2 separate regions of the Homo sapiens genome follow, and region 2 is linked to region 1. The links are chromatin loops, found by intact Hi-C in ENCODE. Cell type or tissue: dorsolateral prefrontal cortex. All regions are shown on one strand. Each heading gives the region's core, and the rest is flanking DNA. Links, peaks and the distances in the headings are about the cores only. Region 1 overlaps TNR (tenascin R). Region 2 overlaps TNR (tenascin R).

Region 1 (10,616 bases), core at 1,001-9,000:
CAAACGAAGCCTCCCTCCAAAAACTTAACAGTCCAAGATCACCCGGGGCCCAGCCAGGAATGGAACCTAGAACCTCTTGAATTCTAGCTCCTTCCCTTCCACTTTGCTCACAAAGGGCACATCCACTTCTGAGTGCATAACTCATGTGGTCCCCAGGTACTCTGCCATCTCATGCAAGAAAGACTGTTCCACTCCACAGATGGAGGTTAGATACGGTCATAGCTGCCATCCTCGATGGGGAAAAGTTAGGGGCTGTTACAGTCACCTTTAGGGTCTGTACAAAGAATTTGATCATCCCAAACACCCTGTGAATCATGGTTGCTGAGCCAAGCTGGACAGCGTGTGATTTCCTTCAGAAGGGCTAAGACTAGAGTGAAGAAGGCACCTTCCTGGGGAGACCATGTAACCTTATTCTCTGCCCTGTGGTCTCTTTGCCCTGGGAGACCTGAAACACTAGGGCTCATGGGAGGAAATTGTTAGCTATTTGATGTTGTGAACATCAACAAGAGAATGGTGATAGCAAGCTGAATGCCCTTGTGTTTGACAGGCTTGGTGTTTAATAACATTTGCCATTCAGAGTCTGATATTTTTCTGAGTTTTACATCTGTTTTTTACATCACTTTTTAGAAAGTTGAAATCCTATATACATACATATACATATATGTACACACATACTTTTTTCCAACTTCAACCGAAAGAACTATACATTTTCAATCCATGTTATATAGGTTTTTTATGAACATAATAAATTCAAATACCTGAATAGCCAAGACAATCCTAAGCAAAAATAACAAAGCTGGAGGCATCATGTTACCCAACTTCAAAATATACTACTAGGCTACAGTAACCAAAACAGCATGCTATTGGTACAAAAACAGACACGCAGACCAATGGAACAAAATAGAGATCTCAGAAATAAGATTGCATATCTACAACCATCTGATCTTTGACAAGCCTGACAAAAACAAGCAATGGGGAAAAGATTCCCTATTTAATAAATGGTTCTGGGAGAACTGGCTAGCCTTATGCAGAAAATTGTAACTGGATCCCTTCCTTCCACCATATAAAAAATTAACTCAAGGTGAATTAAAGACTTAAATGTAAAACCCAAAACTATAAAAACCTTAGATGAAAATCTAGGCAATACCATTCAGGACACAGGCACAGGCAAAGATTCCATGATGAAAATGCGAAAAGCAATTGCAACAGAAGCAAAAATTGACAAATGGGATCTAAGTAAACTAAAGAGCTTCTGCACAACAAAAGAAACTATCAACGGAGTGAACAGACAACCTACTGAATGGGAGAAAATTTTTGCAATCTATCCATCTGACGAAGGTCTAATATCCAGAGTCTATAAGGAACTTACACAAATTTACAAGAAAAAACCAATCCCATTAAAAAGTGGGCAAAAGACATGAACAGACACTTCTCAAATGAAGACATTCATGTGGCCAAAAAACATATGAAGAAAACCTCAACATCACTGATCATTAGAGAAATGTAAATCAAAATCACAATGAGTTACCATCTCACACAAGTCAGATAGCTATTATTAAAAACTAAAAAAAAATCAGATGCTAGCAAGATTGTGAAGAAAAAGGAACAATTTTACACTGTTGGTGGGAGTGACAATCAGTTCAACCATTGTGGAAGACAGTGTGGCAATTTCTCAAAGACCTAGAGGCAGAAATACCATTTGACCCAATAATCTCATTACTGGGTATATACCCAAAAAGATATAAATCATTCTATTACAAAGATACATGTATGTGTATGTTTATTGCAGCACTATTCACAATAGCAAAGACATATAATTAACCTAAATGCCCATCAATGATAGACTGGATAAAGAAAATGTAGTAGGTATATACCGTGGAATAATATGTAGCCATAAAAAGGAATGAAATTATGTTCTTTGCAGGGACATAGATGGAATTGGAAGCCATTGTCCTCTGCAAACTAATGCAAGAACAGAGAATCAATCACTGTATGTTCTCACTTATAAGTGGGAGCTGAATGATGAGAACACATGGGCACATGTGGGGGAACACACACACTGGGGCCTGTCAGAGGGGAGCTTGGGGGAGGGAGATCATCAGGAAGAATAGCTAATGGATGCTGGGTTTAATACCTAGGTGATGGGATGATCTGTGTAGCTAACCACCATGGCACCTATTTACCTATGAAACAAACTTGTGCACCTAACACATGTACCCCTGAACTTAAAATAAATGTTAAAGAAAAAAATAAATTCAAATGTTAAATTTTCTTCTTCTCTTCACAGAATCCTTTTAGCACATGACCTCCTGACTTCTTTACCTGCTTACAGGGAGAAAGGCTGAACTATGATGATTTAGTCATTTTTACAAATGAGCAGTAAAGGGTCAGAATTACACAAGTTAGTGGAAGCATCTAGACTTTCTGAGTTAGATAATGCACTTTCTACCATAGCACAAGCATCTGTGTAATTATGTCTAAATTTCCAGGCCCAGACTTTTTTTTTTTTTTTTTTTTTTTTTGAGATGGAGTCTCGCTCTGTTGCCCAGGCTGGAGTGCAGTGGCGTGATCTCCGCTCACTGCAAGCTCTGCCTCCAGGGTTCACGCCGTTCTCCTGCCTCAGCCTCCTGAGTCGCTGGGACTATAGGCACCCACCACCACACCCGGCTAATTTTTTGTATTTTTAGTAGAGACGGGGTTTCACTGTGTTAGCCAGGATGGTCTCGATCTCCTGACCTCGTGATCCGCCCGCCTTGGCCTCCCAAAGTGCTGGGATTACAGCGTGAGCCACCACGCCCAGCCAGGCCCAGACTTTTAAACGATAAACTTTTTCATAGTTGGTTCCATGAATTATTTAAAAGTTTCATGAAGGAAGACCACTCATTGTGGCCAAAGGCCATTGATGGCAATCAGACAAGGGATCCAAATTCAGGCCTCCTAGTAACTATTTCCATAAACAACTTTGCTTTCCTGCTCAATGAACAAACAGATTTCATCAAAATTTTGGAGGAAAAAAAAGGAGCATTTATTCTTCAGTCTTTCCCCCCTCTGGAGAAAGCCCAAGTTTGTTTTGTCTATTGGTTTTGAATATTGCATGTGCTACTATCATTTATGAGAGCCATTTAGTGATCAGATTGCATGTCTCCCTTGTTTAGGTAGTTCTGCAGATGGACTGGCATTTGCTTGCATACAGCTGTGCACATCTGGCATGCAGGTGGGTTTTCTGATAGGCTAGCTTGCTTACAAAATGATTTCTTCTGGGAATGAAGAGGAGAGATTGCCCAAGGCCTGAGATGAAGCCGTCCACAAGCTTGGACACTGATTTGTTTCTAACAAAGGTTTTCTGAGCAGGGTAGTTTGGGAAAGATGATGAGAAGCATACACCTAGAAAACGAGCGGTCACAGAGTTCCCATCCCCAAAGGCAGGTGTGTGTCAAGGCCTAAGTTGATTTTTGGGGGGCCTGAGAGAGTTTGGAGGGTTAATGCTCTAGTCAAAACTATATCTATGGATATTTATGGATGAAATGACATGATAAGTTAGAATTGCTTCAAAAAAATCCTACGTGGGTGTGTGTGGGAGTGTGGGGAATGGGGTTTAGGGATGCAACAAGAGAGATGTTGGGTTGATGATTTTTATAGAGGAGTGATTAGTACATGGGGTTCATTGACAATTCACTCTATTTTTATGTATTTTTGAAATTTTCTAGAATCAAAAGTTAAAAACAAAATCTGTTCCCACATATGGGCCTCCAGAGGCACATTTAATCCTGATAGACTTCTTGTTAATTCTAGGTAGTGGATGGCTGGTGGGGTGCAGGCATGAACACAGGCAATACGAGGAGCAGGAGGTGGGTGGGTAGTCCCTCACACAGCCAAAGGAGGGAGAGTGGACTTGGCGCATTTCTCCTGTGACACATTATTCTCTGCTGTACCCGTCAGAAGGCAGGTGTCATTTCCTCATGCACCATAGCTGTCCCCTCTCCTCTCCTCTTCTCCTTGGCAATCTCTCCAAGATGCTCAGGGTTGCACGGAGCCCAGAAATGACCAGAAAAAGGGCTGGTAGAAACAAAATGGGTATTAATGCCACATTCTGTCAGAATTCCAAACCTAATCTAAGCTATAGCCCCAGAAAAGGAGAAAGGTGAAAGGGAACAGAAAGGTGAAAAAGTAAACCAAGAAACTGAGGAAGTTTTAGAAGAAATGCTCATCTTTTGGGAGAGAGACTTTCCCGGGCCATCTCCTTGCTAATAGAACATGCAGATGCCCAGCAGAAGTGAGAGGTGAGTGCCTCAGGCCACTAGAAGAGACCAGGGCGGCCTCTCTGGCCCTTGATGTGCTAGGAGGAGCTGGCTCCGCCCCACGCTCACCAGGAGAAGGTCATCCCCCGGATTTCTAACAGCTTTCATGGAGGAAGCAGCGGCTAGCTTTCCACAGGACAGCCTCTGCCAGGCCCCCTTCCGGACCCTTCCAAAACCAAAGGTGCTCCGCACTAAGCTTGTAAATGACCTTTCCATTCCCGACTCCGGTTGGTGTCTATGTTTAGCTTCCCTCCTTTCCTCCTGGGGACACTAAGGTGGGGGGTAGTGGTCCTGGCCCCAAGCCATGGGAGCCGGTGCCTGGGCAGCAAGGTGAGAGCACCAGCGGCTTCCAGAGAGTCCATATGGCTGCGTGGCCACAAATAGCTGCACCGACTTGAAAAAAACGCCCACTCCTCTGAAACACACTCTGTGTACTTGAGTCAGACACATTCTGTTCTCTCCCTTCATCCTGACAGGAGCCTCCGTGAGATCCACTCTCAGCTGAGGGGTCCCTACAACCTCTCTTCTTGAACGCCCACTCTCCCAACCTGTTTTTCTTTGTATCTGCTGCTCTCCCTGTGTCTTCCTCCCGCCTCTGACTCTATCCTGCATCCCGTTCCCATCTCTCTGGTCTGTGCCTCCTTTCCCGGATTCCTCCCACCAGCCTGTCACTGTGCCGCCCTTCTCTCCCTTCCCCACCCCGCCCCCTCCCGCCGGCCTCTCTCTGCTCCACACAGCTGGGCTCTCTGGGGATGTGGCTGTTTGGGCTGCAGTTCTATGGGCACAGGTGGCACTGGCAGATGCAAGTCCTTTCCATTCATGTGGGTAAACAGTAAACATTATATTAAAATATTCATCACCAGGCCCTCTGTCTGAATGTTAATCTGGGGCGGGAGCTGATTCATAGTCCCCGGCACCAGCTCCTGGGCAAAGCCCGACAGTGACGATGCAACTCTGCAGCAGTAGAGTGGTCAGGAGAGGTTGGCATGGGAGCAAAAGCATTGATTTTGCATTTGGTTCAAGAGTGATACACGGTGGAGCTTTCTGGCCAGAGAAACTGCCTGTCTACCTGGGGAGGACATGCTTTTGTAGGGCAGTCACTGACAGCTGAGCGCAGGTGGGCCTGAGCAGACCTGTAGAACAAGCAGGTATCTGACACTGGGCTCCTGGTTGCCTGTTTATCACTTTTGTATTTATATGTCTGGCTATGTGCAGAGCGCTAACAAGCCCGGTGGCTCCTTAAAAACCCACTGGTGATCTATTTGCTCTCTGTTGTTAACAGTGGCACACCATGTATCTGTTCCATTTCACAGTCAAAGCCTAGGAATCCTGCTGGATTCTGGACAATGCCTCAATGATATCGAAGAAAAATCTAGACTCTTTCTAAGGGATAGATTTTTGGAGGAAGGATGGCACACGGTTCTTAGTGTCTAAAACAATTCTTCATCAGGAACTTCTTTCCTATAATGAATCTAGATCCCTCATACTCCAGAGGAGTCGAAAACGGGTCGGTCATGGTCCTCTAGGTGAGACCCTTCATGTACAGGAGACCTCTATTAGCTCACACACTGTCTTCAGCGTTCACTTCTGCAGGCACGGCTGCATTCATTCATTCATTCATTCATTGCTCACCCACTCATTTATTTAATGACAATTATGGATTGCCTGCCCAGTGACTCATACTGGGCCAGGCAAGTGTGAAGAGACGAGTTGTCCTCCCAGGCTGCCCTTGAGAATTCACAGTCCAGTGCAGAAGATAGACAGATACATCATGCACAGGGCTAATTACTCAGTGCAAAGAGCTACGGGAACCCAGATGAGGGAGTGACAACACCTCACAGATGTTGTTTCAAGAGATTTTTGAGCTCCTCAAGGGCAAAGATCCTACTGTAGTCATATTTTTAATTTTAGTGGCTACACAGTGCCTGCTTCATAGTGAGTGCTCATGGAATGTTTGTTGAATGAATGAATGAAGGTTGTTCTTAGGACACAAAGATGTGAAAGATGATCCCTGCTATCCAGGGGCTTAGCTTTGTTAGGGAAACAAGAAATTATTGAAGGCATGAGTGAGCATGGGGCCCAACAGTCACCAAATTACTGAGATCTTCTAAATTTCCTTTCTATAATACCCCCACTGTACCCCATATGGGGATATCTAAGCACCCACAAAACTTTACAATATATTGTTTGTTGTCTGCCTCTCTAGCTGGACTACATGGGACCAAGCTCTGGGAATAGTACACCCTGTGGCCATTCCCTCAAGACACATCCATGACAATTACATGCTGTCTAACTGAACTTGTATATTGAGGCAGAGTGGTACTCATGATATCAGAAGTGCCGTTTGTGTGGCGAGAAGCTGGGACCTGCGTCAGGCATTTCACATAGGCAGTCACAATAATCCTCGCACACTCAAACTGTATCTTTTCGAATTCATTCAGGAGGCGGAGCAGAATTCAGAAGTCTTGCTAGAGTCCCTGAATATTACATTGTGTTACTTCCCCACATCCTGTCACCATGCCTCAGAGAAACACTGGATTATACTGCGGGGAGAGCCTTTCAACATCCTGCTGGCTGATGTTTAACATCCCACTCTTTTCAAGCCATTTTGGAATTGACGTGAAGAAGTCTTTGCATTGTTTCTCTATATAGAGAAATTCATGTTCTCGTGAGTTTTCCTGTTATTAAAATAGAAAGGCTCATCACTTTTATTTTTTGAGTGCCGGATTCCCACAGATACTAGAAAATGGTATCTGTGTCCCTGCTATTTTAATACTCCAGTATATATGCTACTGAGGTCTGTTGGAGTCAAATTCGTCTCACTAATTTAAATACCTTTCACCAGGTATTCCCCAACTTCTCCTTGTTTTCCCACCCTGCCAATCTGTGTTGATGTGCTACATATGTCTCTCTAATAACCTGGGTGGGAGCTCAGCGCACACATGGCTCCTTATTCCATGAAATAAGTAAAAATTAAAGTGCTGGCTGGCACGTACTCTTCTTGGTGACTCGGGGCTGCCATATGCAGAAGCATCTCTGGCACTGTTTACTGAAGTCTCTCATTTTCTGTCTTGCTGGGATCTGGGAATACTTTAAATATTCAGCTCGAGGTAGCGCTTAACATTTATTAACTGCTGATTCTGTGCCAGGCACTGGCCAAGGCATATCCACATTCATCTCACCCCCTACAAGACCATTCTGTGAGGCTATAAAATGGTCCTCATTTTATAAACAAGAAACTGAGGCTCCGGGCTGAAAGGAACTGGCTTCAAGTCTCCTAGCTGTTAAAAAGGGACACAGGAGTTCTCATCTAGTCTTCTGTGTTTTATAGACATCTGTATAGGGCTTACTGTGTTCTAGATGCCACTGTAAACATTTTACAAACATGAACACTTTTAATCCTCATAACAACCCTGTGAGGGAGGTAGTATCTGATGCTAACAGATAAGGAAACTGAGGCATACAGGAGTGGAATCACTGTCCTCATTTATCTAGCTGCAGCTCTCTGCTGCCTTTCCCCCGTAAGTCCTAGACTTCAAGTCATGCCTGTCCAGGCCAAGGGTGTTAGAGAGGAGATCCCAAAAGAACAAAGCTCATCCTGAGGCTAAAAAGCTCACTCTTTTCTGATTTTCTTAATTGTGATACTAATTGCATGGCTGTCTAGGCATTCTTCTTTTCCTCCTTGCTTTCTTTTAATAGTCCTTCAGGGGAAAAAAATGGTACTTACAACCTGATTTTCCAGAACGCATACTTTGCGGCCAGCCCTCTCTTTCCTCTTCCCTTCACTTCTCCTCGGTTTTGGTTTGGCGTGGGAGCAGAATCCGCTAACTCTGAGAGATCATGTGCTCCTCCGCTTGCCCCATCTCCCTCTCTCTCACCGTCAATTACAGCAAATGTCATTAATTTGAAAGGCAAGGGACCAGGAAGAATGGATTTTGAATTAACTAGTTCAAATAATCTGATATTTTTACTGGAGCATGACAGGGTATCCAGTTAGCTGGGGAACAACAATTGCTTCCAATTGTGCATTCTCTTGGATAAACCGATATCTGCTTAACAAGGTTTTTCTGTAAAGGGCAATCAAATAGTCATTTGTGTTTCACGGGGCTTCTGAGCCTGGATCCTAATGCCTAGGGCAGCTGCTGTTGTGCTGTTGTGTTGTACTGCCTTGTGGGAGAAATAGGCTTCCCCCTTCATGCAAGAAAGCATGCTTCTGGGACTCCCTGGGGCTCAGACATATTATCTGCCCTAGGCCCTCATCGGTACCATGAGTCGGTCCCTTGGATTCTTTAGTGTTAGGTAATAATCACCAGTGCTTATGTTAAACACCTCCTGGCTGGGCATGGTGGCTCACGCCTGTAATCCTAGCACTTTGGGAGGCCGAGGTGGGCAGATCATCTTAGGTCAGGAGTTTGAGACCAGCCTGGCCAACATGGTGAAACCCTGTCTCCACTAAAAGTAGAAAAATTAGCTGGGCGTGGTGGTGTGCACCTGTTGTCCCAGCTACTCAGGAGGCTGAGGCAGGAGGATCGCTTGAACTCAGGAGGTGGAAGTTGCAGTAAGCCGAGATCATGCCACTGCCCTCTAGCCTGGGTAACAGAGAGAGGCTCCATCTCAAAACAACAACAGCAACAACAACAACAACAACAAAAACAAAACAAAAAACAAACAAAGAAAACAAACAAACAAACACAAATCCTGCTTGGGTCTTGTAAAATTCCTGGTAGCAGAAATGACTAATGAGTCACCAAAAACTTGTGCAACCTCTTGCATAGTAAGAAACTGTTGCCAGGAGCAGCTGCCCCACTACAGGCTACATTATCCAGCCTCCTGGCATTCAGGGCCAGTTTTTGCTGATGGGATATGAGCCTGAGTGGTCTGTGTCACTCCCAGGGTGAGAAAGGAATGTAGGTGAGTCTTTCCCTTTCTTCTCTATCTGCTAGCTGGATACAAGGATTCTGAGGACCAGGGAATGGTGGAGCTATAATACAGAGAAAGAAGCCTTAGCCCCTTGGTCACCACAAAGAGGAAGACTGTCTGCTGATGAGAATACCCATACTGGGCTGGTATGAGAGAGCAAAATAGCCTTCTGTTGTGCAGCATCTATTTGTTCCCACAGCTCTTGTTAGCCTAACTTATGTGCCATCATCCCTCACTCTTCTATTCTTGTGTTTTTCTTCCTAGCATAGGCAGAAAAGGTCCATGCCCTAGTTTGAAGTTAAGCAGAGAAGGAATATGGTATTGGAGAAAACCATCGAGGGAGGGCATACATGCTGGAGAGCTGGCAGAGTGCAAGGAGGTGGGGATTCAAAACCTGACGATATAAAAGTCATCCCCTGGGCAGTAACTTAAGTGAGCTGCTTATCTGGTATGGTCAATTACCATGCAGCACATATAACCGTTAGTATCATCATCTATTAATAATATGCGCTATGTTAACGTGGTTGTAGTTGCATTTGATGATAGCATTAAACTGTTTGCTCTGCCTTCTGTTGCTCATATTCAGGCTACCACATTATGTGTAACAAGGTCATTTGGTCATACTTAAAAAGAAAAACAACAAGAGAGGCAACATTAACAGGAAAGAAAACCTATGAAAGTCGACATAGCACAAAGCACATGCCTCCGGCTTTGGCTCCTTCAAGGTTGATACTGTGTGGGATCTCGCCAATCACGAGTTTAGTTTCTGGCTTGTTTTTGTTTTTATTGTCAGCTCTTCCTTTCCAAATATATACAGAAGAGGCAAAAATATATTGCTTCAGAGTAGAAACTGAACATGACATCATCTTCTTCTCCAATTAAAAATTACAAAGGAAAGCATGCCTCGTGAGTAATAATAATAATCACAATTAAAATAATTGACATGTTTGAGTATTTAATATGGGCCAGCAGAACTCTAAGGGCTCCACTTGTCAAATGCAGGATTGTAAAGTTGGGCTCTCCCTGCAAGGCTGATGGGAGATGACCTGGCTTCTCCCTGCTCCTTGGCCCATCCCATTACCTTTGTTTCCCACGTACCTCTGGCTCAACTTAAGACCTGGGTATGTTTTGCATGTGCAGCCCCTGTTCACCTTCCTCCACACCCTCCCTTCTGGAACAATCAGACTCTGCACCCTAGCTTTAGCAGATGTGGCTTTCTTTACCATATCCCTGTGTCCTATGCAAAGGTCTTCCTCTGACTAGGTTTTTCTGGGGAACAATGGCTAATCAAGCAAATTACTCCTTGTAATTAGTTCATCAAAGTGCTCCCCTTATAGCCATCAGATGCCTTCAGTGTCCTGGCTCATGTGCCCTCGAAGTCCTTCTGGAGTGGGTTAG
Region 2 (10,616 bases), core at 1,037-9,036, 240 kb after region 1:
ACTAATATAAAAGAGCATCTCAATCGTCAATAAAATTTAGTTAAGCTGCTCCTGTAATTCTCTGATGAAAGAGGCAACAAGCTTGCATCCTACAACATAGCTTAAGATCTCATGCCTAAGGTACTCTGAGCAGCTGGTAATTCTCCCCATGAGTATCCTGAAAGGAAGACCAAATTCCAGTCTCCTTTTTCAGTATCATCTCTCACCATTCTCACTACCGCCTGCATGAAGGCCCAATGCTTCTCTGTTCCAGCCACATCACGTTTCTCGGTTACCTTCCAATATGCCTTTTCTAGGACCCCGAGCCTTTGCATATGCTGTTCTTTCTACCGGGAGTGCCCCTTCTGGGTTGGCAAAGCCCTACGCACACTTAACCTGCAACCCACCTGCCATCTCCTTTGTGGAACTTAATAAGATACCCTGAGCAGAATGAGTCACCCTTCCCTTGACTCCACTCCTACCTGACACAGCTGGTTCCTAGACATTAGCACAATGCTAGGAAGTTATCTTTGTGACTCCCCCTCTACTCCAACCAGATTGGGAGATCCTCAAAGACAGGGAACCATCTGTCACTCAACTTCACATCCAGTCTTTAATGAAATGACTGGCAGAGAGTAGATCTTTAATAACAGCTTGTTGAAATAGAGAACACTGGATGAAAACCCATTTGTTCATTCACTCAACCAATATTTACTGAATGCCAACAGAATTCCAGGCTGGGAATGTAAGTGTGAATAAGACAGAGAATGTCTTTATTCTCACCAGGTTTATATTCTATTGGGAGGGAACGGACAATAAGGAAGAAATAACATACATATATACTATGTTGGCTGGTGATAAATGTGATAAACAAAAATAAAGTGGGAGAGTGGTGACAAGGAGAGCTATTTTAGATAAGAGTACTATGGTGGGCTTCTCTGTGGAGCTAACATTTGAGGCTACTGACCTGCTGCACACACAGGCTTTGTCTTCTGTGGTTAGTGGAGGAATGAGGTAGAAGCTGCTTCCTTTGCAGTGGACATGCTGGGTGACTCAGGTTCCCAAGATGTCTGTCCGGGGGCAGAAAGCCAAGGCTATTTGACTTAAAGGAAGCTTGGCCTCTATAGCATTCAGCACTAAGCTACTAAGGAAGCTACCTCAGAACATATTGTAGTAATAAGAGGACCTGAGAGGCCTGGTGCCAAAGTCTCTAAATGACACCCCAGGCCCTGCCCAGTATCCACAGAGATACTGCAGAGCCCATGAAGCTGGTTCTGTCTTCTGGCCATTGGAACAGTGGGTCTTCTTGACCTTCGTGATTTCAATCACCAGCCCAATTACAGGACAACAAAAGGAACCATAAATGGTTCAACTGAAAAGTGCGAGTTAGTATGGTTGCGATCTCAATTCTGTCACTGTTGCCCTGTGCTATCTTGGGCAAGTCACTGAAACTCTATAGTAATTCTACCATCTATAAATTGGCAGTAATCAATAGCAATTATTTTGCTTACCTTCACCAATGGTTGTGCAGATCAAATATAGTATATAACTATGAAAAGTATAAAGCACAAACAAAATGCAGGAAATTATTCTTTCTACTGGGGGAATAAACATTTTCAGAGTACCTATTAAGTGCCCGGAGTCCTATATATGTTGCCTTATTCAATTTTCACAAAATTATGGACAGTAATTATTATTCCCATGTTAAAGACTAGAAAATGAAGGCTCAGAGAGGCTCAATGATTTCATTAAGGAGGCACGGCGGGCAGAGCCAAGATTCTGGTTCAAGTTCACTGTTCCCAGATCTCACGCTTACCCTGCATCCTGCTGCCTGTGGGTAGTTGTTCCAAGACTGGCATGGGTTCTCAGCTCTGAATCACCTTACCCAGAGCTGTGATGTGCCTCCCCACCAACTGTTTCCGCTCAGCATCTGATGCAAAAGCTAAACCCTAGCTTCTAACCCAGCCTGCACTGGGGTTCTCAGGCCTGCCCAGACCCCAGTGCATCTCCTCTGGTAGGAATCTGCCTCTTGGCATGGTTTGCTGCTGTGTCTGGCATGTTGTGGGTGGCTATAAAGTGCTGAACATTCCACCTGCTTCTTCTGCTGACACCCTGCTGTCATCTCCATCTCTGACTCCAGAGCAGGAATGTGCCTGGGCTGCCCCTGCATTGCCCCATATCCCCACCAGCACTCCCTGCCTCCCCTTGAATCTTCTGGAGGCTCTGGCTACCATTAGGGTTCAATTTATGGCCTCACAGCTCAACAAGAAACCTCCACAGGAATAAATTGGGCTTGGCTGTATCTGCCTTCCATATTCCTGCCCAGCTGGACCATCATTTCAGAATCCATTTTAGAAATTTCATTTTTTGTGATGGCAGATCAGAGTTAAAAGAAGTGGCCCACAAGTGGATGAGTAGTTACAGCTTTGGCCCAGATAATCCCCAAAGTGAATAAGCCACAAAGTGAATGAGGCTTTTGTGGATAGATGAGAATTGACACTACCTTGTGAGACTGGATGAAGGAAAACCCATTTAAGAAAACTCACTTGCTTTGGACCTGGATTCTTTTCTCATCTTGAGAGAGTTAGATGGGGCTTTGTTTAAAAACCAGAATGACTCCCCAAGGAAGGGGGTAGGACTGGCAGAACCAAGCTCCAGAGAGAAATAGTGACTGCTCTGGTCTTACTTTGAACCTGACCTTTGTGGTTCAAACCAAGCTTATAAGGACTGTCATTCTCCAGCTCCTTGTGTCATTCTCTGGCAGTGGGGAACCTGGAAGGTTTCTGAGTGATGCTCAGAGACAGCATAGTCATTAGGTACACAGAATCCCTGGGTTCAAATTCTGGCTCTGCCATTTGTCACGTGTCTTCAGGCAGGTTTTGTAAACTTTGTGTCTTGGTTTCCTCACCTGTGAAAAGGGGTTAATAACAGCACCTCATTCCAAAAGGGATTGTTGAGATCAGTTAGTTTCTATACATGAAGTACTTAGATCATTGCCTGAAAATAGTTTTTGTCATGTAGATGTTAGCGATTATTTTGCTACTGAAAATAGAGGTGGAGCTATTTTGGGACCCAGTTGGTGATTTCTAAATCCAGGAGATCCTAAACATCCCCAAATCAGATCTCAGGTAACCATTTGCCACAGTGCCTCCTTCATCACTGGCAGGCCTTGGTCAGGCCAGTTGCTGAGCCTGGCTCTGGAGTGAGATGCAAAACGTTAGAAGTAAAAATGCTATTTTCCCTCTCGCAGGCTTTTGCCACTGGCAAATAATCTCTTTAGCAATATTTGACCTTAAGAACTTAAAATGAAAAGGTCAAAACATTTCAAGGAGTGGGAACCGGGTCCCTTCCCAGATTTCCCACTGTCACAGAGTTAGTGAATGTCAGTTGTGGTTGCCAGAGGCCCACAGGACCCCCCTCCCATAAGAAATAGCGAAAGCAGTGGAACAGGGTGAGTGCAGAGAGAGAGACAGGTCTCTGCACTTCTCACTGTCTCCTGGGCCTTCAGCCACAAAGAAGGATGCTGCTTGGGAGGGCTCTGTTGGGTCAGAGTGAAGACACGGCCGGAGAAGTCACCCCAGGCCCTCTTGGGGGCTTTCATCCCTTTCCCTCCCAGTCTCCAAGAATGGCTGCCTGAGTTTCTCATTCTCACTAAATTAAGCTGACAAAACACAAACGAAAAAAAGGGGTAGGGGTAGAGGGGAGGGCATGGCACACTCTTGCTTTGCATTTTAATAACTCAGGCACAGTGCCTCAGACCATTTTTAATGAGAGATTGACTGATAGTGGTCTCCTCCCCACACCCTACTCGGAACAGATCAGGGTCTGGATCAACAGCATGCTTTCCTCCCCTCCAGAACATCTCACCTGGCCCCGCTCCTGGTTGGAGGGTGGCCCACAATGAAACTTAAGCCCTTGGCATGATTTGCTGGCCTCTCGAGGGTCCAGTCTGGAAGGGCATCCCTAGTCACCCAAGACACACTTCCCAGGGAAACCATGCCCTGGTGAGCTACACTCCTGCTTCTTGCCTTGTGAGGGAGTCAGTTATGAGGACATAGCCAGGCCCACCAAGGGCAACTTCATGGAGATAAGAGCTATCTTATTTGGTCAGCCAACCTTCCCTTGAGCTCAGAGGCCTTGCAGCCAGGGATTGCTGGTGACAGTATGAGAAGGGAACAGGGCTCAAGGCCACTGCCTGTCTCAAGAATGCAATGTCTTGTTCCTGCAGCCAGCCTCAGGCCAAATAGGGCCTCCCCACTCCATGGGGAGAATGTATGTCAACATATATTGACATAGATGAGGGCAACCTTGTGCCCCTGATCTCCAGCCTCAAAATACACCCTTCCTGCCTGAAATTCCCAAAAAATGAGTTCTCTATTAATTGCAGAATCTGTATGTGCTAAGGGCTGTTGTAAGTCTTTTTGTAGAAAATGACATCTCATTTAAAAGACATGGCTATTCTGAGAGGTAGGAGCTATTTACCCCATTTGATGGGTGAGGAAACTGAGGATCAGAGAAGTCAATGGATTTCCCCACGTCTCCACAGCTAGTAAGTGGCAGAGCCAAGATTCAAACTCTTGTTGGGCAGAGTTTCATCGACTGTTTCTGCCTGGCCAGCATGGGCAGCAGGGGATGCAAGGTCAGCGGAGACACTTAGAGGGTGGAGCTGGTCAGGTGGGCTTTGCAGTCACATCCCATCTGGAGCTCTGAGGAGCAGGAACCTGGCAGCTTCCAAGGTAGATGAAAAGCTGACCTGCCTCAAATTGTTTTATTTAAAGCCAGGCTTCTGACTGTTTGAAGCCGCTTGGTTTTGGCAGTGCTTTTCCCTTTTTCTCTTTTTTCTTCCTGTTTTTAAACAGCCCTCGCAGAAAAGGGGAGTGCATCATTGCTGGGCGCCTCACTTGCAGATGCTCAAAAGACCTCTGTCCCTCCCACCCCATGGCTGGCTCCAGAGCAAGGCAGCTGGGCTGCGTGTGAGCGAGTGGGCACACGTGCTCACAGACAGCTCTCATTTGCAGAAAGACAGGAAGCCCTGTATTGATCTGCACCTGAAGTGTAGATACAGATGAAGTATTTTGCTTTTATAGTGAGTTTCACCAGCATTAAACTTCATTTATATCTCTATAAATATATACGGCTTTGAATGGGAGGCTTTACAGCTTGCCTTATAAGTTCCATCTCTCTGTGGCACAGACTGGGTCACCGTGAGGAGACAGTCCCTTTATAGGTGGCTCTGGCCTCTGCCCTTTTCAACACAGCCATTTGCAGGGCTTTCATCTGGTGTTCAGGGCCCTGTCTGTCTGCCCAGCTGGACATCTCTCCTCCCAGCACCTGGATAGACATGGGCTCTCCAGCCCTGGCGCTGCCCTCTCCTCTGTCTGCCTGTGCCCTGTCACCCCTGGCTCACAGCTGGCCAGTTGGGAGGAGGGAAAGAGGGCACCGTGACTGTCAGCTGATCTGCTCTCCACACCTGTCCCTGGGCCCAGCCACCACAGCTGACCTTGGTATTGACAAATTCACAGGGGACATCATGAGGTACTTACACAGGACAAGCTGGCAAAATCTGGCTTATTAGGGTATATGTTTTACAGAAATCCATTTAGATAAACAGGCTATCCACACAAACGCCAGCACTCAGTGGCCACAAGCCTTACAATACTTCACGAAGCAGGCAGCAGCTTCTGTCCCGATGCACTTGTGGAGATAAATTCAAAGTAATCTATATAAACTCAAGCCTTTGAAATTGCACAATGTCAAAAAATTCAAACAATTACTCTAGCCCAGCCAGGAGGTGGTTGTTAGATGTTCTTCTTATGGAAAACAAAATTATAAAGGAAGGGAAAATGTTTCATAAATAAAATTCAGAATGGTAGAAGAACCTGGAGGGAGGGGAAGGTAGAAAAAAGGAAACCCAAGTGTTCATGGTCTCTGGCTGACTGCAGAATAGGGCTCGGAAACCCTCCTTAAGGCTCAAATTAATTTCAGTCTAGTACAATTTCAAGGTAATTAATTGGGAAGAGGCATCTTTCAGGTATTTAAAAATATCAGATTGGCTCTTGGTACTAAAAGAGTAGGAGAAAAAATAGCCAACACATGCTTCTAAAATCAAGGTGATGTAAAACAAGGGCCAACCCAACCCATTAGCACTTGAGGAGCATATAAAATTCGGGTCAACCCAATAATTGCTAGCTTGTTGAAACACCAAGTACCCCAAGCTGCACCCAGTCCCCAGGCCATATTAAATAGCAAGTGGCACAATCTGGGCTAGAGGACATGTTCCATGACAGACACTGTCCCAGGGACTTTGTACTCATGCCTCATTTAATTCTCACAAAAAAAACTTAAGGAAGATGTGGTGGGCCGGGCGTGGTGGCTCACGCCTGTAATCCCAGCACTTTGGGAGGCCAAGGCGGGTGGATCACGAGGTCAGGATATCGAGACCATCCTGGCTAACATGGTGAAACCTCATCTCTACTAAAAATACAAAAAATTAGTGGGGCGTGGTGGCCGGTGCCTGTAGTCCCAGCTACTTGGGAGGCTGAGGCAAGAGAATGGCGTGAACCCGGGAGGCAGAGTTTGCAGTGAGCCGAGATTGCGCCACTGCACTCCAGCCTGGACGACAGAACAAGACTCTATCTCAAAAAAAAAAAGATGTGATGATCTCTATAGGCTTTTCGGGGGTGAGGGAGGGTGAGGGAAAGAGGGGATGTGTAGGAATTTGAAGTCCAGTTTCCTGTTAATAACTCCCCAGGTCTTGCTTCTTGATGCCTTTGCCCCATGGGTTCTGTGTACATGTGGCCCAGAGCAGGGATGACTAAGATACAAGCAGCAGAGAGAGTGGAAGAACTTAGTCTCTGTCCAGGTGCTTCTGCTTATAATCCCAATACTTTGGGAGGCCAAGGTGGGAGGATCACTTAAAGCCAGGAATTCAAGACCAGCCTGGGCAATATATCAAGACCTCCATCTCTACAAAAAAAAAAGATCAAAAAATTAGCTGGGCATGTAGGTACATGCCTGTAGTCCCAGATCCTCAGGGGGCTGAGGTGGAGGGATGGCTTGAGTCCAGGAGGTAGAGTCTATGGTGAGCCATGATCACACCACTGCACTCCAGCCTGAGTAACAGAGTGAGATCCCATCTCAAAAACAAAGCAAAGCAAAAAGAAAAACAAAAATAACAACAACAACAACACAAAGTAGGCTCTGTTCCAAACAGATTTGGTTGAAAACCAGCCCTGCCACCTACTAGCTGTGTGGCCTTGGGCAAGCACGTTAGCCTCTCTGAACCCCTCAAGAGCTTGGTTTTATAAAATGTGAGCGCTTTATAAAAACTTTCTGATTTTCTGTTGGTTCTGTTCAACCCAGAAGAAAGTCATTTAGCATCACTATGCCTCAGTTTTTTCACCTGTAAAACGGGGACAATAGTATATATCAAAATGTTTTACTCACTAAATGATGTAAAGTATTCAAAATGTTCATTAATAGTCATGACAGAAAACATTTATTAAGGGCATTCTCTGTGCCAAACACTTGGCCAAAGTTTATAGTAAGCACTCAGTAAGTGTTGACTAGCTTTATCATTAAGCCATAGAAAGACCCAAGCTTCCAGGGCCCAGGAATGTGAATTTTTAGGTGGACTAGGGTCAAAGACCAAATTCCAGCCCAGAGATGTTGCCAAGCTTTTGTCAGATGTTAGCCACCCTGGGTTGATAATGTCCTAGGACCAATGTTCCAGACTTCCCCCTTTGTCTTTCCTCATACCATGCAGTTTGAGGAGGACACATCCAGATTTAAATAACCACAACTTCCTCCTGGGTCCTGGTAATAAACCTTTATTGAGTCATTTACAGCCACAGCATGAGATGTTATTATAGAAGCCAAGTTGGGGTGCCCTTGGCAGTGCCCTGCTCTAGGATAGGGGTCCCGAGGAGACCAGGCTGGAACCCTTCAATAAACTAATGGGTCTGTTGGCTCATTTGTCCCTGACCCCAGAACTCCTTCCCCCATTATGAAGTTTCACCTTGTAATACATAACCCAGAGACGTGCTCCCCAAGGGTGAGGGCTGCACCTCTTCCTGCCTGCTAGTACCTCTCTGGCATAAGATTGGGGCACTTTGTTTAGCATCCATGCTCACTTAAACTTTGGCTGTTGTACAGATTAGCAATGAGAGTCTGAATATAGAAGATAAATCTGATTCATTCATGTGCACCAGCCCCAAGTATCCTCCTCCGTTTGCCTCCAAGAAGCCACCTGCTTGAACGTCATAGGGAAAGTGTACAATTTTAACTCATGGGAGTGTCATGACAAGAAAGTTTCCTTTTCTTACTTGATTGGAGAGTAAAGCAGAGGCAATTGGCAAGAATTAAAGGAGGGGAATAGGAAACAATGCAAGCGTCCATTAATGGATGGATGAATAAACAAAATGTGGTACATACATACAGTGGAATATTATTCAGCCATAAAAAGGAAGGAAGTTCTGACACATGCTATAGCATGGTTGAACCTTGAGGACATTATGCTAAATAAAATGAACTGGCTACGAAAGGACAAATATTGTATGATTTCACTTACATGTAGTACCTAGGATAGTCAGGTTCATAGAGACAGGAAGAAGTTGCCAAGGGCTGGGGGAGGAGGAAATGGAGAATTAGCGTTTACTGTGTACAGAGTTTCAATTTGGAAAAATGAGAAAGTTCGGAAAATGGATGATGGTGATGATGGTTGCATACAATGTAAATGTACTTAGTGCCATTGAACTATATTTTTAAAAAGGAGGGAAAGAGAAAAAAACAAGGTTGCTTGAATTCCCTTTGCCAATTGGCATATTATCAGCTTGCTGTGTTCAAAATTTACCAATACAGTCGTAATTCAAAGTCACGTTTCCAAGGCTAAGTATAGTGGTTCTTATATATGATGGGAAATAGCTTTTGAACAATCCCATTCCAATTCCACCTTCCCCACTGGACTGTCTCTTAAGGAGATGAAACTCTAGTTAGGTAGGAAATCTCATCTTTATTAGCATAGCACATCATCAAAATGAGGCAAAAGTGTATCTCTGCGCTTCTGCCGAATCATCTACTGGAATTGGCTTGTGGGCATCGTTCAACTTTGTATTTCTGTATTAGGGAGTCCTCACTTTGGCTGTCTTCTAACTTTCCATGACATGGTGGTTTAGCAACCAACACTTTACTCTGTGGGATCCCAGCTGGCAGAAGTGACTCAGGAGCCTTCCCCTAAAAGAGCTGGCTGGGTGCACTGAGTGCATTCTCAAAGGCAGGTGACCCCAGAAAGAGGCAAAACCCTGGAAGAAGGTGTTATAATAAGGTCTCCAAATGGAAGGAGGCAGAGGACATCAGCAACCTCTGAACATGTAAATAGGTCTGTGACCTACCTGGACACATTTTAAGCTCTACTAAAGATTCTAATTTACTGATTAATCTGCCAGAAACTCTGATTTCCTTGTGGAAGACCCTATGTACAAACGGTGCACGAGATTCCCCATCTTTATCCAGTGGCCCTTAAATGAGGGACAGAGTAGAAGAGAATTGGACAGGCAAGGTGTCCAAACTGGTTATATATATTTGTACGTGTGTGCTGATACCACACATGCACACACATGCACACACACACACACGCACGCACACACACACACATTCACCAAAGTTACCAAACCTTCTGATAACTCCGTTACTTCTTAATGGTAAAATGCAAGAGTACTACCTCACCCAGCCCACAACCCAGGGACGGAAGCAGGGTGAATGGAGACATCCCTGCATAGAGCTATGTTGGTACATGGGTCTCTGTAAGTGGCTTCTGGTTCTAAATTTACTCTTAAATAAAGAGAAACGGCACCCTCCTCAGCCATGACCTTTGTGGATAGGACTCAATTTCATGGTATAAGCTCTATCACAATGAACTCTCCTCTTTCTTTCTTTACTAAGCTCACATAGGTACTCTTTCCTCAGCTCACTCTCCTGGAGCCCAGATGGGGAGACATGACCAACCACCAACTTGGAATACTGAATTCTAAGTTTTTAATAAAAATTTCAAAATCATCTCTATGAACTCCATCAAATAACTCAGGTCAGCTCTGAGGCAGTTGCCTGCAGGAGCTTCCACAGTTTCTGTTCACATTTGATTGTTGGTTTCTATAAATGCGGTTGAAATGACCACTTGACTTTCTAACACCATGACCTCAAGGCTGGGGAGCAGAATGTACCCCTCCCACATCTTTGCTACTTACCCAGTAACAATAGCCTCAGAACTCTGAGGTGTTCCCTTGAAAGTCTAGGGTTTACATACCACATCTATTAAGTAATACATTCAGCAATACATTTCTGCTGCAAAATGTAGCAGCATAAGCTATGGTGATACCACATATGCACAAACACAAGTCAGAAAGTGATGGTGTTGGGAGAGGGAGAAATTGGAAAGAAGCACAGGGAACTTTTATACATCTTTTTTGGGGTATACAAGTGTACACAATTGTCAAAACTTAATCTGAATACTTAAGATCAGTGCATTTTATTATATACAAATTATATGTCATTTTTTTCAACAAAAAAAAAGTAATAATGGCGCTTTCCAGGTAAAAGATGGCAACCTATGGCCATGGAGAATAGGGCAGAACAGCTGACCT

Evidence for each region. Hi-C counts contacts between places; a loop is a spot of excess contacts. Peaks named below come from ENCODE experiments on the same cell type or tissue, not always from the same donor. Only the 100,000 strongest peaks of a DNase experiment are listed, where the experiment ranks them.
Region 2: a loop joins it to region 1, with 2.6 times the contacts of the local background. A loop is called at or near these places in 37 of 110 quality-filtered maps.

What each region holds. Positions count from the first base shown.
Region 1 is chr1:175,489,146-175,499,761 of GRCh38, forward strand. All of the region lies in intron 2 of TNR (tenascin R), which reads right to left. Among named protein-coding and RNA genes, the nearest start is that of TNR, 250 kb to the right of the region's middle. In dorsolateral prefrontal cortex, for the core only: no CTCF peak of the experiment used is centred there; DNase peaks (open chromatin) are centred at 4,745 and 5,122; H3K27ac peaks cover 5,044 bases.
Region 2 is chr1:175,729,903-175,740,518 of GRCh38, forward strand. The region is part of intron 1 of TNR (tenascin R); the gene reads right to left. Among named protein-coding and RNA genes, the nearest start is that of TNR, 8.4 kb to the right of the region's middle. In dorsolateral prefrontal cortex, for the core only: no CTCF peak of the experiment used is centred there; DNase peaks (open chromatin) are centred at 1,831 and 4,881; H3K27ac peaks cover 357 bases.